2 separate regions of the Mus musculus genome follow, and region 1 is linked to region 2. A link is a loop called in an ENCODE intact Hi-C map of the cell type or tissue named here. Cell type or tissue: heart. All regions are shown on one strand. Each heading gives the region's core, and the rest is flanking DNA. Links, peaks and the distances in the headings are about the cores only.

The links. Peaks named below come from ENCODE experiments on the same cell type or tissue, not always from the same donor. Only the 100,000 strongest peaks of a DNase experiment are listed, where the experiment ranks them.
Region 1: a loop joins it to region 2, with 4 times the contacts of the local background. A loop is called at or near these places in 3 of 42 quality-filtered maps.

What each region holds. Positions count from the first base shown.
Region 1 is chr11:6,360,158-6,371,699 of GRCm38, reverse strand. No RefSeq gene overlaps it. Among named protein-coding and RNA genes, the nearest start is that of Zmiz2, 29 kb to the left of the region's middle. In heart, for the core only: a CTCF peak has its summit at 5,548 (motif pointing left); a DNase peak (open chromatin) is centred at 5,559; H3K4me3 peaks cover 284 bases; H3K27ac peaks cover 970 bases.
Region 2 is chr11:6,623,611-6,635,152 of GRCm38, reverse strand. Tbrg4 (transforming growth factor beta regulated gene 4) reads left to right here and starts at 9,086. Exons shown (of 12, transcript NM_134011.3): 1 at 9,086-9,188; 2 at 9,940-10,004; 3 at 10,870-11,337. The coding sequence starts at 10,933. In heart, for the core only: CTCF peaks have their summits at 5,261 (motif pointing right) and 6,424 (motif pointing left); DNase peaks (open chromatin) are centred at 6,412, 7,252 and 9,062; H3K4me3 peaks cover 1,673 bases; H3K27ac peaks cover 1,567 bases.

The DNA.
Region 1 (11,542 bases), core at 1,170-9,169, 260 kb after region 2:
GAAGCAAATCAATACAGAAGCCTTGGTCTTTTTGTCAAATGGTGCTGGAACTGCTAGATACATGTGGCCAAAAAAAGAACCCTGACCTTAACTCCACTTCTTATATATTACTCAAGATGAGTCACGGGTAGAATTAGAAACAAAGCAAAACAAAACAAAAAGCCAACTGCAAATGTGGGAGGGAGCTGGGCCAGCGTTACAGCTAAGCAGGTAGAGGGGCTGTGTGAGCCTTGGAACCTGATTCTGCAGAGCTGCCCTTTGACCTCCACATGTGTGCTGTGTGCCCCACATATACATCTCCAACATGCACACACACACACACTATCTTTTTAAAGGAGAGAGGAGCCTACCGTAGGGGTGGGGTTGGGCACTGGCAGGGGATGAAGAGGCATAAAGAAGGTGGTCACCTGGTGAAGACAGATGTTTGAAGGACATTGCATGCACTTGTGAAAAGGGCCCCGTGGTGCAGGTCTGCTATGACAGTTCATGATGAGCATCCACTTAACAAGATCTAGAATCATCCAGGAGACAACCCTGGGGGATGCCTATTGCTGGAGCTTTTGCAGATGTGCCCTGTGTATAAAGAAGACAGGGAGACTAATATAGTTTAAAGCTTATGCATTTTGCTGGGGCTGTCTCCCAGCTAATGTTTAAACTTAGCCCAACTATTTTAGCCTACAACTCGCCATGTCACTAGTTCTATACCTCCCTGCTCTGGTCCAGTCCATGTCTGGTCCCTTCTGTCTCGACTCTCGATTCTCGTGTGTCTCTCTGCATCATTCTCTCTGCATCACTCTCTCTCCCTGGAAGTTCTGCCCCTGTACTTCCTGTCCCAGCTATTGGCCATCAGATCTTTATTACAACCTATCAGCAGCAAGACAGTCTCTGATACATCGATTAGATTGCCTTTAGGAATGAGGGGAAGGACAGAAATGTACAAAATAGAAAATCTGGTGATGGGCCATAAACATGTCAATACCAGAATTCTGCCAGCACTTAGCTCTCTGCAGGACAGAATCAACAACTGGAAATTCAGAGACTGGAAATTCGTACATTGTAGGGACAGTCACGCCCAACATTTGCCGCCCCTAAGGGAGTTTCTAGATTGAGTTGATTCAGGTAGAAAAACAAGACTAAAAGTGGGCTGGAGAGATGGCTCAGTGTTAAAGTGCTTACCAGGAACGCAGATTCCAGAACCCATGATTATATCCAAAGCGGTCCCCCAAAATAGCAGTGCTGGTGACAATGTCCTAAGCATGATTTAGGCCAGGTAAACAGAAGGATCGTTACTGGGAACTAAAGTTGGGTTTGTGTTTACCTGGAGCCTCTCTTCATCCACCCCCCAAGCCATCTACCTGGGGTAAAAGCATCAGTTCCCAAAGCGGCCAGTACCAGCTCAAAGATGTCCATCTGCTGACTCCCAAACAAAAGCCTTCTGGTTTTCTGTTGTTTTCCTTCTCTCAGCATCCCCTTGACCTTGCCAGGAGACATGTTGGCAGTTTGATCCCCAATAAACCCTTCTTTCTACACATGGAGTGGTCTGGTTTGGTGCTGACACTGTGCCCATTACTGTGCCCATTCTCATACCATGTAAATGACTGGTGGGCTTGGAGGCCAAGCTGTAATTCTGGCTTCAGGAGGCAGAGTCAAGGGATCCTCAGAGCAGGATGGCTAGGAAGACTAGTCATCTTGGTGAGCTGTTAGTAAGTGAGAGACTGGGCCTTAGTATATAAGGTAGAAGAGCTATTGATTCACCACAGCGACCTCAGGTTTCCATAAACACACACACACACACACACACACGTCTGTGCATCCCACACATGTGCAAAGCCAACATACACAGGAAATGGGTGTGGAAAGAGCTGGGTATGGTGACACCTGCCTTTATTCCCAGCATTCAGGAGGCAGAGGCTTGTGAATATCTATTAATTCAAGGCTGGCCTGGTCTATGTCGAGGGTTCCAGGCCAACCAGAACTACAGAAGACTCTGAAGGGGAATAGGTAAGCAGAGAACCAACATTCACTCTTCTCTGCTTCCTGGCTGTAGACACAATATGCATAGCTGTGTCATACTCCTGCCACTGTGATGCCCTCAAACTGTGAGGCAAAATAAACCAGACCTTGAGGTGCACTTAAGACTAGTCTGGGAACTTAGTGGAACTATGTCTCAAAGCTTAAAAAAAAAGGAAAGTTTTGCTGGTGGTTTTAATTCCAGGGGCAGAGACAGGTAGATCTCTGAGTTCAAGGCCAGTTAGAGCTACAGAGGAAGACTAAGCTAAAACAAAACAAAACCAAAGAAAACACACACAAACAAAAAACAACAAACAATATATTTAAAGTTAGGAAAGGGATTTTAAAGAAATGTCAAATATACATTTTTTTTTTGCCAAATACTGTAAAACTTATGTTAACAAGGAATATATATCCTCTTATTTTTTATTTTTTGGTTTATTTGAGACGGGGTCTCTTTATACAGTCCAGCTGTCCTGTACCTCACTGTATAGGCCAAACAGAGGTCCAAATTTACAGAGATCCAACTGCCTCAGTTTCCTGAATGCTAGGATTAAAAATGTGCATCACCATGCCTGGTGCCAGAGCCCCTTGGTACTGGAATTATAGGTGGTGGTGGACTGCTATAGGATGCTGGGAATCAAACCCTGGTCCTCTGAAAGAGCAGCCAGTGAGTTAACTATGGGGTCATCTCTCCAGCCCTAAACTCAAACCTTTTATCTTTCCCACCTAGTAAAACTTTATATCAATATTTTAATCCTTCCTCTCTCAGCCAGTAAAACCTTTGTTTATACAAAGGCCTGATGGGGGCTGGTGAGATGGCTCAGTGGGTAAGAGCACCCGACTGCTCTTCAGAAGGTCCAGAGTTCAAATCCCAGCAACCACATGGTGGCTCACAACCATCTGTAACAAGATCTGACTCCCTCTTCTGGAGTGTCTGAAGACAGCTACAGTGTACTTACATATAATAAATAAATAAATCTAAAAAAAACAAAAAAACAAAACAACAACAACAATAAAAAAAAAACAAAGGCCTGATGGATTAAAGGGGTTGACCCCACCCCTTCTTTCTTTTTGTACTGATTTTTTTTTTTTTTTTTTTTTTTTTTTTGAGACAGGGTTTCTCTGTGTAGCCCTGGCTGTCCTGGAACTCACTTTTTAGATCAGGCTGGCCTCAAACTCAGAAATCCGCCTGCCTCTGCCTCCCGAGTGCTGAGATTAAAGGCATGTGCCATCACCGCCCCACTAATTTTCCATATTCTTATTTTCTCACAAAACCTTGAATCTGCATGATAGAAACTCTCAGTTTTTTCCCTTGAAGTGGCCATCTCACCACTTCTTCTGTAGCCTCCCCCAAGCCTGAAGCAGGCTGAGCCAGACATTGACCTTTTCTGCCACTAAGGAGATTACCTAAAATGGAGCCTTCCTAGATCATTCTATTGTTCTGCCACTGCCGTTGTTCCTCTTCAAGATACTGCTACCTGTGGGGAGGCCGCCGAGCAATTCCTGAGACTACACCCTATCCTGCATGTGGTCACATGCAGCTGGGCTCCAAGGATGAATTGGTGGGAATGGGCCTTCCCCCCCTTTATAAGCGCATTTGCCATTAAACATTTGAGCCTTGATCAGAACCTTGTCTTGGCTCCATTTCTCTCGGCCTAGTTCCCCTCTCTTTTCAGCCCCAGTTTGCCTCCCAGGTGGAACCCAGTTCATGTGAGCCGCAGGACGTTTCCAACATTCTTCCTCTTGTTTTTCTTCTTCCTCCTCCTCCTCTTCTTCTAGACAGGTATAGCCCTGGATGTCCTAGAACTTGCTCTGTCGTCTTTGCTGGTTTTGAACTTGCAGAGATCCCCCTGTCTCTGCCTCCCAACGGCTGGAGGGCATGTGCCACCACTGCCCGGCGCCCATCGCTTCTTTTTAAATATTTGCCAAACATCTGGGTTTGTAAGCCAATTGTCTTTTCACACAGAAATGCCTTGGTTTGACACAGGAACTGCACTAGCATATTTCATATTTTTCGAAATGACATTCAGTATGGCTATCTGGGTTTGCCTTTACTTCTCATGCATGCATTCAGGAGTTAAAGTTAACAAATTAAAGTCGAATTGCTTTGTCATGTTCTGAAGTGAACGTGGAGGTTTGTGCTAGCTGGTTTAAGTCGGCTGAGAAAGCATGGGGACCACACTGTGATGGTTCTACTCTTCCCAGCAAAAAGTTCACCCACAAAATACAAGTAAAGTCTTTTGTTTTGAAAACTGACTTGACCTTATTGACCTCTGACCAGGCCTCAGAGACCGAACGGGTCTAACAGGTTGGGCCTGTTGAGTGCTCCTGACCATTCCAGTAATGTGGACTGTGTTACTGTGTCTAACCCCCCCCTTGCCCCCTCCCGTGCAGCCCACCACAGTCTGCATCTTTGTACTGAGAAGGCTAGGGTGAGTCCATGACAGACTTAAAACTGGCAGTTAAGGAGTCTAGGCCTAAAAAGTGAGCAAGTCCAGGCAAGCACAGGCAAGTCAATTACTTATAGAAAACACCCCAGGCTCCAGCCTTCCCATCCAGGTAACAGAATGTCCCAGCCGCCTGGCCTGAGGCAGGGAGAATGGGTCAGCAGCAGTTTCCAGACTCCCTCAGCTACTCCTCAGTAACAGTTCCCAGACCTCCCCAGCAAGTTTTCAGCCCCCATATCCTGGTAATGGAATGTCCATAGAGATGGACCCAACAGGTTACCATAGGGGTCACCTACCCGGAATTCCCTAATGTGCTTTACCTCAGGCATGCAGGCTCACTTGCTGTCTCTATCTTGGTAATGGGAAACCCAGCATGCTGGTCTTCAGAATAAAATACTCTGAGTTTGCACACTTCTTGAGTCTGGGAGACATTCTTCGGAGAATCAGGGACTCTTACCTTACCATAGCAGTCTCCCCACTTTCCCAGAACCCGGAGAGTCCCTATTTTTCCACGCCTGTCATTAACTGCCTCCCTTATTCCCTCAGGGCCTGTGGGCAAGGCTGAGAGAGAGCGCAGTCCTGGCCTGCATCCTTCCTGACTGCTGTAGTGGAGAGTGGAACAGCTGTCATCCGTTTTCTACTTCCTTTCTCTAGGCCACCCTGGACTGTGTTCCTTCCATCCTGTTAATCTTTAGTTTAATATTTATTGACCTTTATGATTTATTTTATAGGTGTATGTCTTTGTGCCTGAGTTTATGTGTACTCTGTCCTGTGTGCTGTGCTCATGGAGGCTAGAGGGCACGGGATTCCTGGGGCTGGTAATGTGGATAAATTGAACCCAACCTGGGTCGTCCTGAGGAACACTTAGTATTCTTAACCGTTGAGCTATTTCTTTACCTCACTGTTCTCTCCTTTCATGCTGATTTTCCTGGCTTCAATTACCTTCGGAGGTCCTGTGTCTAAATGCAAACTGCTAATGTCCTGAATCTTTAGTCTTCTGATTGCCTTCATCCCTTAACCTGCTGCTCCCTACCCACGCCTGGCCACACGCTCCAGCTGCATTGCTCTCTGTGCTGCCCCCTGCTGCTGGAAACGAAACGATGCACGGAAAACTCACTTTATAAGGACAGCCCGACATCTCGCCCAGGCTGTTCACTATTTCCTGTCTTACCGGAAGCCTGTGCTGGAAACCCCAGGGCGTTTCCCAATAGTCAGGTCGGGCTGCTTAGCAAGCAGTATACATGCACTGTTTTATCTAACTTCACTGTAAGGTGCTCTCTCTTCCTCTCCCTCTGTCTCTTTGGTTTTTTCGAGACAGGGTTTCTCTGTACAGCCCTGGCTGTCCTGGAACTAACAGGTCTGTAGACCAGGCTGGCCTTGAATTCAGAAATCCACCTGCCTCTGCCTCCCAAGTGCTCAGATTAAAGAAATTCGCCACCACTGCCTGGCAAGGCTCTCTCTTTTTAAAAAAGAATTATTCGTTTATTTATTTTTATTTTATGTGTATGGTTCTTTTGTCTGCTTGTATGTCTGTGTAGCATGTACATGCAGAATTCAGATCCCCGGAACTGAAGTTACAGGCAGTTGTTAGCTGCCATGTGGGTGCTGGGAATTGAACCAGTATCCTCTGGAAGAGCAACCAGTGCTCTTAACCACTGAGCCATCTCTTCAGCTCCTCCCTCCCCCAAAAGTTCTCAAAGGCAAAAATGTTATTCTTCTTTCTTAGTACATTCTCCTACTTACTAATGTCTGTCAGCATCCTTAAAAAGCCAACCACTTACCAGCTAACCCTTGCCCGCTCACTCAGCAGCCAAGATGTGATATGATATCTTCATCCCTCCCTAGCTGGTTAACGGATCTGTTTTTACAGACAAGGCAATGGACAAGCAATGTTGCCATCTTTCTGAGAAAGGAAGAATGGTATTGGGTGATGGCTCAGAATGACACTGGGAAAATCCCAGCAAGACCATTGACAGATACTGATGTGGTCCTAAGTGAGAGACGTGAAGCCGGAAGACTGAGAACTTCAGGCCATTGCAATAGTTTGAATGAAAATGGTCCCATAGGCCCATAGGGACTGGTACTGTTGGGAGGTGTGGCCTTGTTGGAGGAAGTGTATCACTGGGGGCAGGCTTTGTGGTCTCAAAAGCTCAAACCAGGCCTAGCGTGGGCTCACTGACTCTTCCTGCTGCCTGTGGATCGAGACGCAGAACTCTCAGCTACTCTTCCAGAATCATGTCTGCCTGCACATGACAATAATGGACTAACCCAGCCCAATTAAATGTTTTCCTTTGTAAGAGTTGCTGAGCTCATGGTGTCTCTTCATAGCAATAAAACCCTAACTAAGACAGTCTTCCTTGATTACAAAGAAAGTTCCACCATCTCTGCGACAGGGAAAGAGGGGGTTTGGGGAGGTAGAGGCTGATCTCGGTGGTGGTTTGAATGAGAATAGCCCCATAAACTCATATTCACATGCGTAGTCACCAGGGAGCGGTACTATTTGAAAGGATTAAAGGGATTAGGAGGTGTGCCCTGGGGGTGTGCTTTGAGGTTCTAAAGTCTATACCAATTCCAGAGTCTCTCTGTTGCTATTTAAAAACATCTATTTTTCTAAGCAAGGGTTAAATCTAAGTTACATATACAAGAGCTGAATTATGTAGTAAATCTTTAGTTATAATTTTTTTTTAGATTTATTTATTTATTATATGTAAGTACACTGTAGCTTTCTTCACACACTCCAGAAGAGGGAGTCAGATCTTGTTACGGATGGTTGTGAGCCACCATGTGGTTGCTGGGATTTGAACTCTGGACCTTCGGAAGAGCAGTCGGGTGCTCTTACCCACTAAGCCATCTCACCAGCCCTAGTTATAAATTTTAAGCCAAGTTTTGTTACAGATTTTATAAATTTTAAACCATACCCAATGAATTTACAAATCCTGAGATAGTTTATAGCATCGTATCTTATTTATTTATTTATTTATTTATTTATTTATTTATAGAGCAGAGTATAGAGAAATCACAGGGATTAAAGATTTTTTGAGAGTAGGAAGTTGAACCTTAGAGATAAGAGGCTCTGGAGTCATTTGCTTGTGGCAGAAGTTGTTACAGTCTACAAGAACGTGGACATCAAGTGTGCTAATTTTGGGTCATTGATCTGTACTAAGGTCAAGCTGTACTAATAAAATCTGAGTCTATTGAGGAAGAGAGGGGGGGGATGGCAAAGGGGAACACCACATGGAGAGGCAGGGGAGGGAAGGGAGGTGCTTCTATAAGCCCAGAGAGAGAGCTGAGAGTGGAAGCAAGCTGGGGAGCTGCAGGCTGAAGCAGGCAACCAGGGGAATGCTGGGGAAAGGGAGCCAGTGAGGGTCTTTAGTAGAGAGATCTAGATGGGTGTAGAATGCTGTCCATATGGCGGGTGACTCAAGAGTGTAGCAGGCTCCAGGAGCAGAGGGACACCTATGACCCAGACAAGGAGAGGAGACAAGGTCCCAGGAGGACTTAAAAAAGATGCTTAGCAGGCAGCTCCTGGGGGGAAGCAGGGAAACTCTCAAGGTACAGGCCCAGAAGGGCACAAAGGAAGACAGAGCAGGTAGGCAAATGGTTAGAACGGGTCAAGTGGCTGCTGAACAATCAGACTCTAGGATCTGGAATCACATTTTGTGGTTGGTAGAAGCCAGCAGAAACAAACGATCCATACACACCTCAGGAGAGTCAGAAACTCAGGACATGACTGGACATGGTGGTGGAGGAGGAGTTTATTGTAGATATGAGGGAGAGCAGAGCCAGAGGCAGGGACATCTGGGAGAATCCAAAGTGGAGATGTCCTTGAGCCAAGTGAAGAGAGAGGAGAGGAGAGGGAAAGAGAGGGCGTAGAGAGGAACCAGGTACAGCAGCCAGGAGTCCCAAAATAGAGTAGTCAAAAAGATGAGGTAACTAAAATGGTTGGATTATATAGGGAAGGGGGGGGGGAGGTCTGCAGTGAGGAGGGCCCTGTAACAGATAGGCACTGAGGGATGCCAGGTGAGAGAACCTGGAGGCTTTGATCTGTTCAATAGGTACCTCAGCCTTTTGTCCCAGGTTTGAAACTTAACACCTAGGAATCCTACCTGCAGGCTGCCATGCTCACTGCCATGGGGACAATGGGCTAAACTGAAACTGTGAGCCAGTTCCCAATTAAGTGATTCCTTTTATGAGAACTGCCTTGGTCATGGTCTCTTCACAGCAATAGAACAGTGACCAAGTCTATCTCCAAACAAAGTGTAAGTTATGCATCCCACAACGCCCTGAAGTGGGAACTTAAGGGTTCTCTAGAAAGTCAGTTGGATGGGGTTTTGCTGGGGCAAACACACGAAGGGACTTTTTGTTAAAGTGGACACAAGTGTGAAAGGCTAAGGCAGACTCCTGAAGAAATGTTTCACTGAAGCAGACACTGGGGAAAGGATGTGCTACTAAAGCAAGCACAGGACAGGACATGCGATGAAGGATTCTTTGCTAACAACACACATGTATTGGTCTGCCTTACATTGCACAGTTGAGCTGCATTTGTCTAGAACTCTATAGACAGAAATGCACCAGAAAACTTCTAGTGGTGTGCTGTAGTTTGTTGTTGCTTCTGGGGACTCAGGGCTGACTGGATACATGTACTGAGGCAAGATACCTATTGAGGCACAGTAGAGAATTTCTCCTGGCGTTCCTGTCGGTCCCTCCTGTTGACTCGAGCCAAGGCTGAGGCCTGGCTGTCTCTGCTAGGTCCTGTCACCGCTGTTGCTAACCCGACTCTACCAAACTGGACTGCTGGTGCATCCGTGAAGTGTTACGAGTGGATAGAGCTGCTGCTGCTGACCTGTGAACTGAACTGCTTATTTCTAGATAACACGGACGTGAGTTGTTCCAAAGAACCTCTCTAAACAGGTCCACTGCCCCCATATCCTTTCTTTTCCACTTCTTGTGGTGGTGGGCTAAAGGGAGGTTAAAGTGTTTAAGAACCAGCATTAAAAATAAGGTCCCAGCTGGGCGTGGTGGCGCACGCCTTTAGTCCCAGCACTTGGGAGGCAGAGGCAGGCGGATTTCTGAGTTCGAGGCCAGCCTGGTCTACAGAGTGAGTTCCAGGACAGCCAGGGCTACACAGAGAAACCCTGTCTCGAAAAACCAAAATAAATAAATAAATAAATAAATAAATAAATAAATAAATAAGGCCCCCCCCCAAACACCAAACAAAAACTAACAATAATAATCAAAACCCCCAGGCAGGGGCTGGGGAGATATTGTAATCAGCCTATAAACATGAGGTTGGGGTCCATCTCTGGAACTTGGGCTATGGAGCTGTGCTTGATCGTATAGGTGTGTAATGCCAGAGCTAGGGAGGTGGAGCCAGGGAGACCCTAGATCTGATGACCACCAGGCAAGGAGATTGCACTAAAAAGGAGAAAATCTTTACACTTGAGAGGATTAGTGTCTAGAATATATAATGAACAACAAAAAAATGAACACTAAGAAAACATACAATCTAAAAATTGGTTACAGAATGAAACCCATTTCTCAAAAGAAGAAAGAAAAAGGGCTAGGGAACATTTTTAAAATGTTCAATATCCTTAGGCATTATGGAAATGCAGATTAAAACCACTTTAAAATTCCATCTGGGACTGGAGAGGTGACTCAGTTGTTAAGAACACTTCTTGCTCTTACATAGAGGACCTGGGTTCAATTCCCACATGGGGCTCACAACTTATCTGTAACTCCCATTCCAGGGGATCCTACACTTTTTCCAGAGGCAGCAGGGATGCACATGGTACACAGACATGCATGCAGCCAAAACCCTCTTAAACATAAAATCTCATTAGCTGGGTGGTGGTGCTGCATGCCTTTGATCCCAGCACGTGAGAGGCAGAGGCTGGTGGATCTCTGAGTTCGAGGCCAGCCTGGTCTACAAAGTGAGTTCCAGGACAGCCAGGGCTAGCTATACAGAGAAACTCTGACTTGAAAAACAAAACAGAAAACCAAAAAAAAAAAAAAAAAAAAATCCATCTGACCTCAGTATGAATGGTGTTCAGTGCCCCTTTTGCTTCTAAGTAACTGTTGGGTGGTGTTTCTACATGTTCTCTAGTTGGTTTTAGCTCCTGAATAATGGCGCAGAGACCTTTATTATTAAGCTGTTGGCACTATTGGCTGTTAGAACTGTTGGCTGGGTAAGTTTTAAGTTATTCTAACCCTTTAAGGCAGCTAATACCCAGACAAATGCCCCATTACTTGCCAATCTGCCCTTGCCCTGGCTTGCTCTGGTCCATGTGTGTCCTCATGGCCACTCTTTTGATCGCAACCTCATGACAAACCCTACTGTTCCCACCACACGGTCTCTCCACGTCTTCTCGCCTCCTGGTCCTTTTCTACTTCCTCTCCACTCGTGGCCCCTGGCGAGAATCAGAAGTCCAGTCTTTCTATCCCCTCTGCCCAGCTAATTGGCTGATCAGCTTTTTATTGACCAATCTGAAGATGGAGGAGAATGTTTACAAAACACCTAGAAATAACAATACCAAAGTCTAGTGCTGCCTGTACTCAACTCTCTGCTGGTACAGAAATCTGCATTTGAATAGTACAAAGACAACCCTTACACAGTGCACAAGGAGATAGTCCTAACAGTGTCTATCACCAAAACCACCCATAACAGAAAACACTGCCATGCATGCGGGGATGGAGAACCCTTATACATAGTTGATAGGAACATAACTTTGGTTTCTCAAAGTTAAAAATAATAGTACTGGGCCTGGAGAGACGGCTCAGCAGTGAAGATCATTATCTGCTCTTCCAGGAGTCCTGAGTTCAATTCCCAGCAATTACATAGTGGCTCACAACCATCCATAAAGAGATCCAATGTCCTCTTCTGGCATGTAGATGTCATGCAGATAGAGCACTCTTACATTTAAAACAAACAAATCTCTCATATGATATAGACATTCTGCTCCTGGGCTTCTACTCTACAGCAGGGATACCTGCACATCCACAACCCTGCCCTGTCTGCAAAGGCTATAAAGCGGAGGCAGCCTCCATGCCCGACAGCTGATGAATGGATGAGAGGTGGCACATAT
Region 2 (11,542 bases), core at 1,638-9,637:
CTGCTGCAATGAAACACCATGACCAAAAAAGCAAGTTGGGGAGGAAAAGATTTATTTGGTTAATACATTCATGTCATTCATCACTGAAGGAAGTCAGGACAGGAACTCACACAGGGCAGGAACCTGGAGGCCGGAGCTGATGCAGAGGCCATGGAAGATGCTACTGGCTTGCTCAGCCTGCTTTCTAATAGAACCCAAGACTGTGGTCTCTGCAGCCCAGGGATGACACCATCCACAGTGGGCTCCTCCCACCCCAATCAATAACTAGTTAAAAAAAAAAAGTCTTACAGATGGATCTTTTTTCTTTTTTAAACTTATTTATTTACTATATGTAAGTACACTGTAGCTGTCTCCAGACACACCAGAAGAGGGCATCAGATCCCATTACAGATGGTTGTGAGCCACCATGTGCTTGCTGAGATTTGAACTCAGAAGAGCAGTCAAAGCTCTTAACCACTGAGCCATCTCTCCAGCCCCTTACAGCTGGATCTTAAGGAGGCATTTCTTCAATTAAGGTTCCATCCACTCAGATAACTAGTTTTATGTAAAGTTGATGGAAGACTAGCCAGCATTGGGAGTCAAGGCCTTGAAGCCTTAGCTAACGTGGAAGCGTGGAGGAAGCAAGGCGTAGTAATCGAGTGCACAGGGTAAGGTCAGCCATGCACCGACACAGCTCCCAGCCAGCATCGTATAGGCTCTCCAGCAAGGCATGTGTGCCCCACTCAGACAAGCAGCATAACGCACAGCTCCTGCCAATGCTGACAATCAGCCCAGATTCACATCAGACTCCAGCTTCAGATACCAGCTCCAAGTCTAGCGCCGCCCCACTTCCACCGTCCCTTTGTAACTAGAAGTAGAGATGTTCTAAAGAGAGACTCATGACCCCTCCCTTTGGCTATCAGGCTACTGAGACATTCTCACTCTGGGAGAATCAAAGGGCGGAAGCTCTGTCCAGTCAGGAGAAATCTGTCTCTGGTGCTGGTTATTTGTTTTTATTTTTGTTTTGTTTTTCTGTCAACTTGACCCAAGCCAAGGTCACCCAGGGAGAGGGAACCTCGTTTGAGATTCCCTCAGATTGGCTTGTAGACATGTAGGACATTGTCTTGATTAGTCATTGGTGTGGGAGAACCCAGGTCACTGTGGGTGGTGCCATCCCTGGGCAGGTAGCCCTGTAGGTATATTAGAAAATAAGTAAATAAAACTAGGCGAAACAAGTCAGGGTGAGCAAGCCAGTAAAGTTCCCGCATGGTCTCTGCTTCAGTTCCTGCTCTGAATTCCTGCCCTTCAAAATGGACTACAACTGTAACTGTAATAAGCCCTTTCCTCACCACAAGTAGCTTTTGATCATGGTCATTATCACAGCAATGCAAACTTCCCAAGAGGAGAGTTCACATATGCTGACAGCTTACCAGACCACCTTACCTTTGGATAGATTGGAGAAGAGACAATGTCAGGTCAGTGATGGGCGGGACCACATCTTGCCCAGGGCTGCTCAGCTGTGTATGCCTCTTGTCCCCTATGTAAGTCTAAACCTCACCCAGGACCTCAAAGATGGAGCTAGGGAATCAATGGGCCTCTTTATTTGTTCCTCAGCTTGTAACTACTAAATGATCGTTAATTGGTGTGCTGAGGGCAGGTGGCTCAGCCTGGCTTGTTAGGACTGCCAGAGCCCAGGCCTTGACACTAATTACTCCAGAAATACCTTCAAGTTAAATAAGCCGTTAGAATAACTCATAAAAGCACTTCAAGCACTGAGCTTATAAAGGGTCATGAAGGACAGAGATCAAGAGTAGCCAGATTGTCTTACTCGATGACCTATGGCCATAAAGAGACACCATGGCCATGACAACTCTTATAAGATTTTAATTTAATTTAATTGGGGCTTACATTTAATTGGCTTATATTTTCAGAGGTTTGGTCCATCATCATCAAGATGGAAGCCTGATGACACATAGGCAGATGTGGTGCTGGAAAAGGAGCTGCAAGTTCTACATCAGAGCCCACAGGCAGCATGAAGAGAGGGTGCCACTGGGCCTGGCTTGGGCTTTTGAAATCCCAAAGGCCACCCCTAGTAACACATTTCTTCCAACAATGAGGCTATACCTCCCAATCCCTAATGGCCACACATTTAAATCTTTGAGCCTAAGGGGACCACTCTTATTCAAAACCCCACACAGATGAAGAGAAGTAAGGAGGGGCCAAGGGGTGGAAGATGCAGGAATGTCCCTATGGGACAGACACCCACCAGGCACACCAGAAATCTTCCTCATCATTCAAGTCCAGAGCTTTTAGGAAGTTTCATTACATAATCATGATCGATTAAACTACTGACTGTCGGTGACTGAATTCAGCCACCATCCCCTCTCTCGTACCTGGAGGTCATGAGTTGATCTGGGAGGTCCAGCCCACACTAATCCTGTGCCTGGTCTTTGTGGTGACCAGCCCATCTGAACCTGCAGAAGTTCCCATATGATCAGTCCCCATTTGAAGCTATGGAAACCACCCTTTCAAGTCTCTATGCTGGGAAGATAAACATCTTGTCACACAAAGAAGCACATGAAAAAAGCAAAAGGAAGTCAGCACGGGCAAGGCAATTTCTTTTCTGCAAAAAGAAGCATGCATCAGAAGCCAAACCAGGCTAGAAAGCAGCACTCTTAGCCAAAATGGCCTCCAGCTCTCATCTCTGATGTAAATGGTGACTGTGTTTCTTCCCGTTGGTGGGAGCTCAACTTCATAACTGATGGGATTGACATTTGACGCAATTAGCTAATGGGTATAAAGAGGGAGGAGGGGACTTGGGAAATATGGGTCCTTGTTAGGCTAGCTACCTGGGTAGAAAAACACAAAACAATATTTCTTACACCCATCTGAAGCTATGATTTGGCTGCATCTCAAATGAACTGGATCAGACTAGGGTAGTGTTTTATAGCAATTTCCCCTGAGACAAAAATCCTCCATCTTGGAGAGAATCCTAGAAAGTCATGGGATTTTCTAAAAAGGGGTGCCAGCTAAAACTCAAAAGCTCCATCCTGCAGAGAAGCTAGTTAAAACTCAGGAAGTAAACAACACAAAACTTTCAGGAAGTTTCTGAAACTGATCACATGTGCTAGGCTCCTCCTTCCTCAAATGTATATAAGCAGTAAAAACTGCTGAAAGACACTCTTGGGCCAGTAAGCCATATGGAAAAAAACTCAGACCAGCAAGCTACTTGTAAAGGACCCTCCCCAGCCCATGGAGCTGCCTACCTGCTGCACAGTATGCTCCAGGTTCCCAGTTTTCATGAGCCGTTGCTCACACTAGGGTGGGCTTCGGTAGTTAAGTCGTCTCGAGTCACTTCTGCTCCTGTAAGTAACCCTCTGTGGTGGTGTGAATGAGAACGGCCCCATAGGTTCCTGTGCTTGGATGCATGGTCATCAGCCGGTGGAACTCTTTGGGAAGGACTAGGGGCTGTGACCTTTTGGAGATGTGTCACCAAGGTTTCAAAAGTCCATGCTATTCCCAGTGTAGGTTCTTTCTCTCTCTGCCTCCTACTGTGGATCAAGATGCAAACCTTCAGCTACTGCTTCAGTGCCAAGCCTGCTTACTTCCATGCTCCTTGTCATGATGGTCATGGACTTTAACCCTCTGAAACAGTAAACTCTCAATAAACTCTTTCTGTATGTTGTCTTGATCATAGTGGCTTATCACCGCAATAGGAAAGTAACTAAGACACCTTCACTCATACTGCTATGAGTAACCCAAAGAACACTCATTGTTTCATCAAGCTGGACTTTGGCAGTCTCTTACTGTGATCCATCATTGGTTCCCTATCTGGGCTGAGTAGATATTTGTTCATGTCTCTCCTTTCTTGCCTCCTACCAGTCATAATAAAGGGAAGGTCACATGGCTTTGCCATCTTAAGGGCCAAATACTGGGAAGATTAATTTTAATTGTTAATTTGACTGAATTTAGAATCAGCATGGAGGAGCTGGAGAGATGGCTCAGTGGTTAAGAGCACTGGTTGTTCTTCCAGGAGTCTGAGTTCAATTCCCAGCAACCACATGGTGGCTCACAACCATCTATAATGGAATCTGATGCCCTCTTCTGATGTGTCTGAAGACCGTGACAGTATACTCACATATATAAAATAAATAAATCATTAGAAAAAAAAAGATACCAGGCAGTGGTGGCCTTTAATCCCAGCACTTGGGAGGCAAAGGTGTGCTGATTAAGATGTTTCTAGACTGCTTGCTGACAGGAGCGTGATAGAGCTGTCTCATGAGAGGCTCTGCCAGTGCCTGACAAATACACAAGTGGATGCTCACAGCCTTCCATTGGACTGAGCACAGGGTCCCCAATGAAGGAGCTAGAGAAAGGATCCAAGGAGCTGAAGGGGTTTGCAGCCCCATAGGAGGAACAATATGAACCAACCAGTACCCCCAGAGCTCCCTGGGACTAAACCACCAACCAAAGAGTACACATGGTGGGACTCATGGCTCCAGCTGCATATGTGTCAGAGGATGGCCTAGTCAGTCATCAATGGGAGGAGAGGCCCTTAGTCCTGTGAGGACTCTATGCCCCAGTATAGGGAAATGCCAGGGCCAGGAAGTGGGTATGGGTAGGTTTGTGAGCAGGGGGAAGGGGAATGGGATAGGGGGTTTGGGGAGGGAAAATCAGGAAAGGGGATATTAACATTTGAAATGTAAATAAAGGAAACATCCAATAAAAAATAATTGTTCTGGGCTGGTGAGATGGCTCAGCAGTTAAGAGAACTGACTGCTCTTCCAGAGGTCCTGAGTTCAATTCCCAGCAACCACATGGTGGCTTACAACCATCTGTAATGAGATCTGATGCCCTCTTCTGTTTGAAGACAGCTACAGTGTACTCACATACATAAAATAAGTAAATAATTTTTAAAAGGAAGGAAGGAAAGAAAGAAGGAAGAGAAATAATTTCACTTCCATTTGGGACTCAGAAAAAGTATAGATATCTGTCAAATAGAAAAACACAAATTTGGTAAAAGAACAAAAAAAAAATTGTTCTTCTCATACACTGAAAAAAAAAAAGATGTTTCTAGATGACTTTAACAAGGAGAAAAGACCCATGTGAATGGGAGGGAAGGGGTGGAGAACACCATTCTGGGGACTGGAATACCAAAATAAATAAAGAGAAGAAAGTCAAAGCCAGGCATGGTGGCACACATATTATTATTATTATTATTATTATTATTAATTTAAAGTATGACTGCTCTGATGCATATACACCCTCAGGCCAGAAGAGGGCACCAGTTCCCTTATAGATGGTTGTGAGCCACCATGTAGTTGCAGGAATTGAACTTAGGACCTGTGGAAGAGCAGCCAGTTCTCTTAACCTCTGAGCCATCTCACACACATCTTTAATTACATCATGCAAAAGGCAGAGGCAGGAGGATCTCTGAGTCTGAGGCCAGCCAGTGAGCTCCAGGGCAGCCAGGACTGCTCTAAAGACTGTCTCTAACCCTCTCCCCCCACCCTGCAAAAAAAAAATAAAAAATATAGCTGACCATCAACATTCATTTCTCTCTGCTTCCTGACTATGCCTTTTGGGTCTGAGGTGAGGAGGTGCAGTAGCTCTGCTGGCTACTGTGTGCTCAGGTGGCTCAGCAGGTCACCTGTGCATGGAGCTCAAGGCCAGTTCAGTTTCAGCATCCACACCATTCACGTTAGGACCAGTGGTCCTTCTTCCATTCCCTCAAGTCACTGCAGGACTAGGCACCTCCTCCCCACTGAGGCCAGATGAGGCAACCCAGTTAGGGGAACAATATCCACAGGCAGGCAACAGAGTCAGGGTAAGCCTTAAGAAGCATTCTTGGGGCTGGGGAGATGGCTCAGTGGTTAAGAGCACCGACTGCTCTTCCAGAGGTCCTGAGTTCAATTCCCAGCAACCACATGGTGGCTCTCAACCATCTGTAATGGAGTTTGATGCCCTCTTCTGGTGTGTCTGAAGACAACTACAGTGTACTCATATACATTAAATAAATAAATCTTAAAAAAAAAAAGCATTCTTTACAGCACGTTGGTCAATACAATGCCCATGTCCAGATTACAACCTGATCCTGGTCACAGAACTCAGCAGCATCTAAGCATATCTTGCACAAGACCAACCCTAGCAATGGCCTCTGCTCCAGTTTCTGCCTTGAGCTCCTGTCCTTTCTTTGATGATGATGTGTGATGTGAGTCAAGTAAACCACAAGTTGCTTTGGCTATGGTTTTTATCACAGTGATAGCAACCTAACAAAGACATTGGCCAAAGTCCATCTTAAATCCCCTAACACTTTGGGGTTCCTTGCTCCTTTCCTAAAGCTCTACTCCCCAGCACAAGGTTGCCTGACAAACATGGTGGCTGACCCTATCTGAGCTGCATGGCTCTAGCTCCCGGCCACATGGATGCCTGCCACCCGGTGGCTAACCTGTGAACTGCCCAGCTCAAGCTGCAGGGCTATTCTCCAGTCCCCAGGCAGCTTTGAGGTTTATGGCTGACCGGCCCCGGGGTTTTCTTTTTGAACTCTAACTGTCCTAGGCTTCCATTTGTGTGTATGTCCTAAATTATTTTATTAATAACCCTAAGGAAGAACCCTGATTCCCTAGGCGCCATAGAATGGCTCTCCTGGGGTTCCCCAAGATCCCCAATAACACATCTTTCCTACTTAATTATTTAATTGGCAGAGAAAATGAACCCATTCCCATACTTCTAGCTGCCATAGTCCTGGGGCTACAAGGCCTCTGGCACCTGGTCTAGCCTGGGGTTGGTTCCAGGAACTGTGGCGAGGTATAGGCATGAGATGAGGGTGGCTCACAGCTTTAAGGAGCCTTGAGTGGAGGTGCTGTCTTCAGAGGCTCCAGCCTTTCACTGTTACAGAATATCTGATCACACTGTGAACCCTAAGACTGTGTTACTTACTGGAAAACCTGTTTGTAGTTGTGGCAGCTCTTAGCACACAGCTCTAATCCCAAACAATGACAGTAAAGTAAGTTTGTAGAAGGAAGCACCCATGTTTGAAAGTGATGTCTACCTAATTGAGTGGCAGGTGAAGTGAAGAATCAGAGAAGGATCTGACAGAATATGATCTGCCCAACTCTCACAAGAGGAAAGGGAAGCTACTTGAGGGGCAGCGCAGAGAAAAGGAAGGAAGCGGTTTTACTGCGACAGTTGTACAGAGGCAGATTGCCGAGTGAATAAATTAGACACAAGTGAAGACAGGAGCCAGAGAATGAGGACCCAGAAGATTACAACAGATTGCCAAAGTTAGTAGGAGTTCAAGCAAAACAGTCAAGAGGCCAAGAAAGAAGCCAGCTTGAATCAGTCAGTGTGGAGAGTGTGGAGAGTGTGGAGAGGAGTTTTGAGCCAGAACAGCTGAGTTGACCAGCTCAAAAGAAGCTAGAAAGGGTGAGCTTATTCAGCAACAAGTCTCAGAGGCTGAAAACATTCTAGGCCTAGATAAGATTCTACAGAGGCTAGAAGCTTCCAGGACTAGGCCTATTTAGCAAACAGAGGCAGTAGGCCTCCAAGACAACAGTCCCAGCACTAAGAATTTTATACATTCTCAGCTGGCTGTGGTGGTATGTCCACCACTGCAACCCTTCATTTCCTTTCTGGTCCATTTTATCTTTGTTTTGTTTGTTTGTTTTTCCTTTTTGTCATTTTTGCTTTTGGTTTCCTACTAAGAAACTACTGTTTAATCCAAGATAGTAAAAATGTGTTTCCCCTTAGGAGTTTTATATCTATATTATCTCTGACCTTTTTGAGCTAAATTTTGAATTCAGCATGAGACTCTTAAACAAGAACCACCAAGGTAAAGCTAGTGTGGCAATATAATGCTAGCTACTGTAAGGCTAAAGCAAGAGAAGCTTCCCTGGATAATTCAGCAATCTTTTATTAACAAGAACCAGCGTTTACGCTTGATTTTAGCCACAAAGGAGAGAAGTAATACACTCTTACAAACATAAAGATTTTTCAAGGAAAATTTTAAGTTAAATTTTCCTTTCTACAAAATTAGGGCCAGCAGGATAACTTAGTGGGGACCTGGGGGTGGGGGTGGGGCATGTCTTTTGTCCTGCACTCCAGAGGCAGAAGGAGGGGGATCTCTGTGAGTTCAAGACCAGCCTGGTCTACACAGCGAGTTCCAAAACAGCCAAGGCTACAAGGAGAAACGCTGTCTAGGAAAACAGACAGTTAGTTTAGGGGCCACTTGACTGTGAGTTCAATTCCCAGATCCCACATGATTGGAAGAAACAAATTTCCCCAAGTTTTCCTGTGATCTCTTCATGCACACATACACCTTTGTCCCAGAGATGCCGTCTGTGGTTTCCTAGCACTGGGATTACTGGGAAAACTCACCTCCCAACCATCCTACCCAGCATTTTGTACTATCTCCTCAGTCCTGCCGTGCGCTAAGGCAGGGCCTTCTCCAGGTCGTCCCGGCTGTCCTAAACTTGGTATGTAGACCAAGCTAGCCACGACCTCAAAGATCCTTTTTCCTGTCTCCTGGCTGGGGTTTTAAGGTGTGTGCCACCACGCCCGGCTATTCTGCTTCTTGATGCAGGGCCTCCACAGTAGTACAGGCTAGCCCTCGGCCTCCTGCCTCCATTACTGAGATTACAGCAATTTATCGGTGTGCCGTTGTATACGGTATGTCCTTTACTTGTTTAATCTAGACAAACTGCTTGCATTTCCGAAAAGACCTTCAGCTGGAGCTACAACTCGCTTCTCTGTAATTACCCGACACCTGGCAATGCCTTCCCGCCCCGAACCCCAAAGTCAACACGGCGGTCCCAACTCACGCCTCTCCTACAGGACCTGTGAAAGGCCCAAGGGAGTGGGGCAGAACGGGCTGACATCAGAGTCGCTACCCAAACTCCGCACAAGTAGGAGACTCTGGCCCGACGTGCCCTGCCGTGTAGAATTCACCCTCTCCTTCCCGTCTACGTTTCCCACGACCAGGATCTCACTACACTTCCCAGTACCGGAAGCCTGAGCGCAACAAAGATGGCGACTGCGGAAGGGGCGGAGGGCGTGGCCTCCGTCCGGGAGCACTGGGCCACCTAGCTTCCGGCGGCGCGCCAGTGACGTCAGTGAGCGCGCCAGGCCGCGTGGAGGCCGTAGGCTGATGGAGGTCAGTGAGGGTGATCGCCGCCGCAGTCTGGCGTCCTGGAGAGACCGGGTTTCTGAACGTGGGTATCCGAGACGGGAAGCGTGGCTGGGAAGGGCAGCAGTTAGTAAGGACCGGCGGGGCTGTTGTGGGGGGAGCCAGGAAAGGGACTCTCGACACCGTGCCCCAAGGGCGCTGTTCGGTTGCAAATTCGGTTCCGGGCTGCGATTGCGCACGCGCTCCTCGGCCCGCGGTAGACACGAGGCCTATCCCGGGAAGCTCCGCTGCCCGCAGTGACCCTTGGCGTCCCCTGCCAGTCACTTTTCGTGTTTCTGCATTTTAGGTTTCAGGGTCGATATTTACTTAGTCGCAGGTCTTGAAAATCGGTAGTTTGCCAGTGCTTTTTTTTTTTTTTTTTTTTTTTTTTTTTGGTTTTTTGAGACAGGGTTTCTCTGTGTAGCCCTGGCTGTCCTGGAACTCACTCTGTAGACCAGGCTGGCCTCGAACTCAGAAATCCACCTGCCTCTGCCTCCAAAGTGCTGGGATTAAAGGCGTGCACCACCACGCCCGGCTCTCCAGCGCTTCTTTACTGTCTGGGTTCAGTAAGTGATGGATATTGGGTTTGGGCAGATGTCCCCCTTCTGAACCATATTTTATTTCCGTGTAAGTATAATTAAGCTAATCTTTTTACAGCTGCAGTAATGTGTTCACATAACAGTAAAATTAAGCTAGCTATATACCCGAATCCCGGAAGCAGAAAAAATTGAGGTGTTTTCTCCTTTAGTTGAAGCAAAGTCCAGTAACTTGTCTCATTTGGTTCTATCTCACCTTAGGGAACAAGACTGGCAGACTTGCCGAAAGAAACGTCATGTGGTTATGTAGCGTGTTCTCGAAAAAGGTAACATTTTGCAGGACTTAGAAAAAGGCAATGCCGTGCCCTGTGATTGGCAGAGAACGCAGTAGCCAGTTTTGCATTGTGAGATAAAAGTGTGAAGTGTAGTTGGAACAGAGCCTGTATTGTAGGGGTTGGATTAAGATTGGCAAGGTGGTGACTCTGGGTGGTGTTAGGGCTTGTTTGCGGTGATCGATTCAATTTGTGAGTTTTGCTTTAAGGGTTCTGGGGTGTGACTCAGTTGGAACTGCTTGTCTAGCTCACATAAAGGCCTAGATTTGATCTTCGGCACTGAATAAACCAGGAGTGATTGGCTATCTTTAATGTTAGCACTTGGGAGGTGGCCGCAAGAGGAATAGAGAAGTTCAAGGTCATCCTTAGCTATGTAAAGTAATTGTAGTCTTGTTTCTTTCTATGTATATAAGTGAACACGGGGACACATGCAGGCACACAGCCCGGGAGAGAGTCAGGTCCCTGGAGCTGGAGTTACAGGCAGTTGTGAGTCCCTCAATGAGGATGCTAGGGACTGAATTTTGGTTATCTGGAAGAATCGTTCGACTTAGAATATTTAAGCCAATAATTTTTTGATCCTGGATTCCTTTAAAATTAGAAACGTGCCCAGATTTGCATGAAGGAAGCATTGAGGAGGACCTGGAGAGTTTGAAAGTACAACCAGGCCTGGTGCGTCCGGGGCTGAATGCCGAGCTGTGCTATCTGACCACTCTCTCCTGAAGCAGAAGCTCCCGAGACTTATGCTTCAGAAAGTGCTGTCTCATATGTAATGGCTGTAATGATTGAGGGCAGTTGTTTAGAATCGCTGGGTCTTCCTGCCGTTGTCATGGTGTCCTGTAATACTCCGTTTTCTTTTCAGGACTTCGGAGTCACCTACTAGGAGTCTTCCCTCCCTCCCTCCCTCTTCCCTGCGCCCAGCATCATGGCCGTTCGCCTGATGAAGCGGTGTACCTGCCTGCTTCGAGAGGCTACCCGCCTAGTTCCTACTGTTGCCCCAGTTGGCCGACTGAGACTTGCTGGAGTGTCCTGCAAGACTTTGACGTCCTCTGTCAGTTCCCCCTCCTCGGGCTCCTTGGCGGAGCTGTTGGGGAAAGAGCAGGTGTTTACTCCGTACCCAGAGCACCAAGAGCTGGACTTCCTCATTGAGAAAGCCTCCAGACCAGAGCAGCTGCTGGAGCTGCTGGGTTCTGACCATAGCCTGCACCACAATCACGCGGCCCTCATCCTCATCCGCCTGTCCTACCTGCTGTCTGAGAAGCCAAAGGAAAAGGCCTTGCTTGCAGAGGATGCTCGCTTTCAGCGACTTGTCAAGCTAGTTGATAGTCAGGTGAGCAGTTACTGTGTGCATGGGGGATGGGCAGGGCGGGGTAGCCACTGGTAATGACTGTAGACAGGGCTTTGGGCATTTGGGTTGGGGCTAGGGGGTTAGTTTTTCAAGATAGGGTTTCTCTGTGAAACCCTGGCTGTCCTCCATAGATATCTATCTCCCACCACCCGCCTGCCTCCCACGTGTGTGTGTGTGTGTGTGTGTG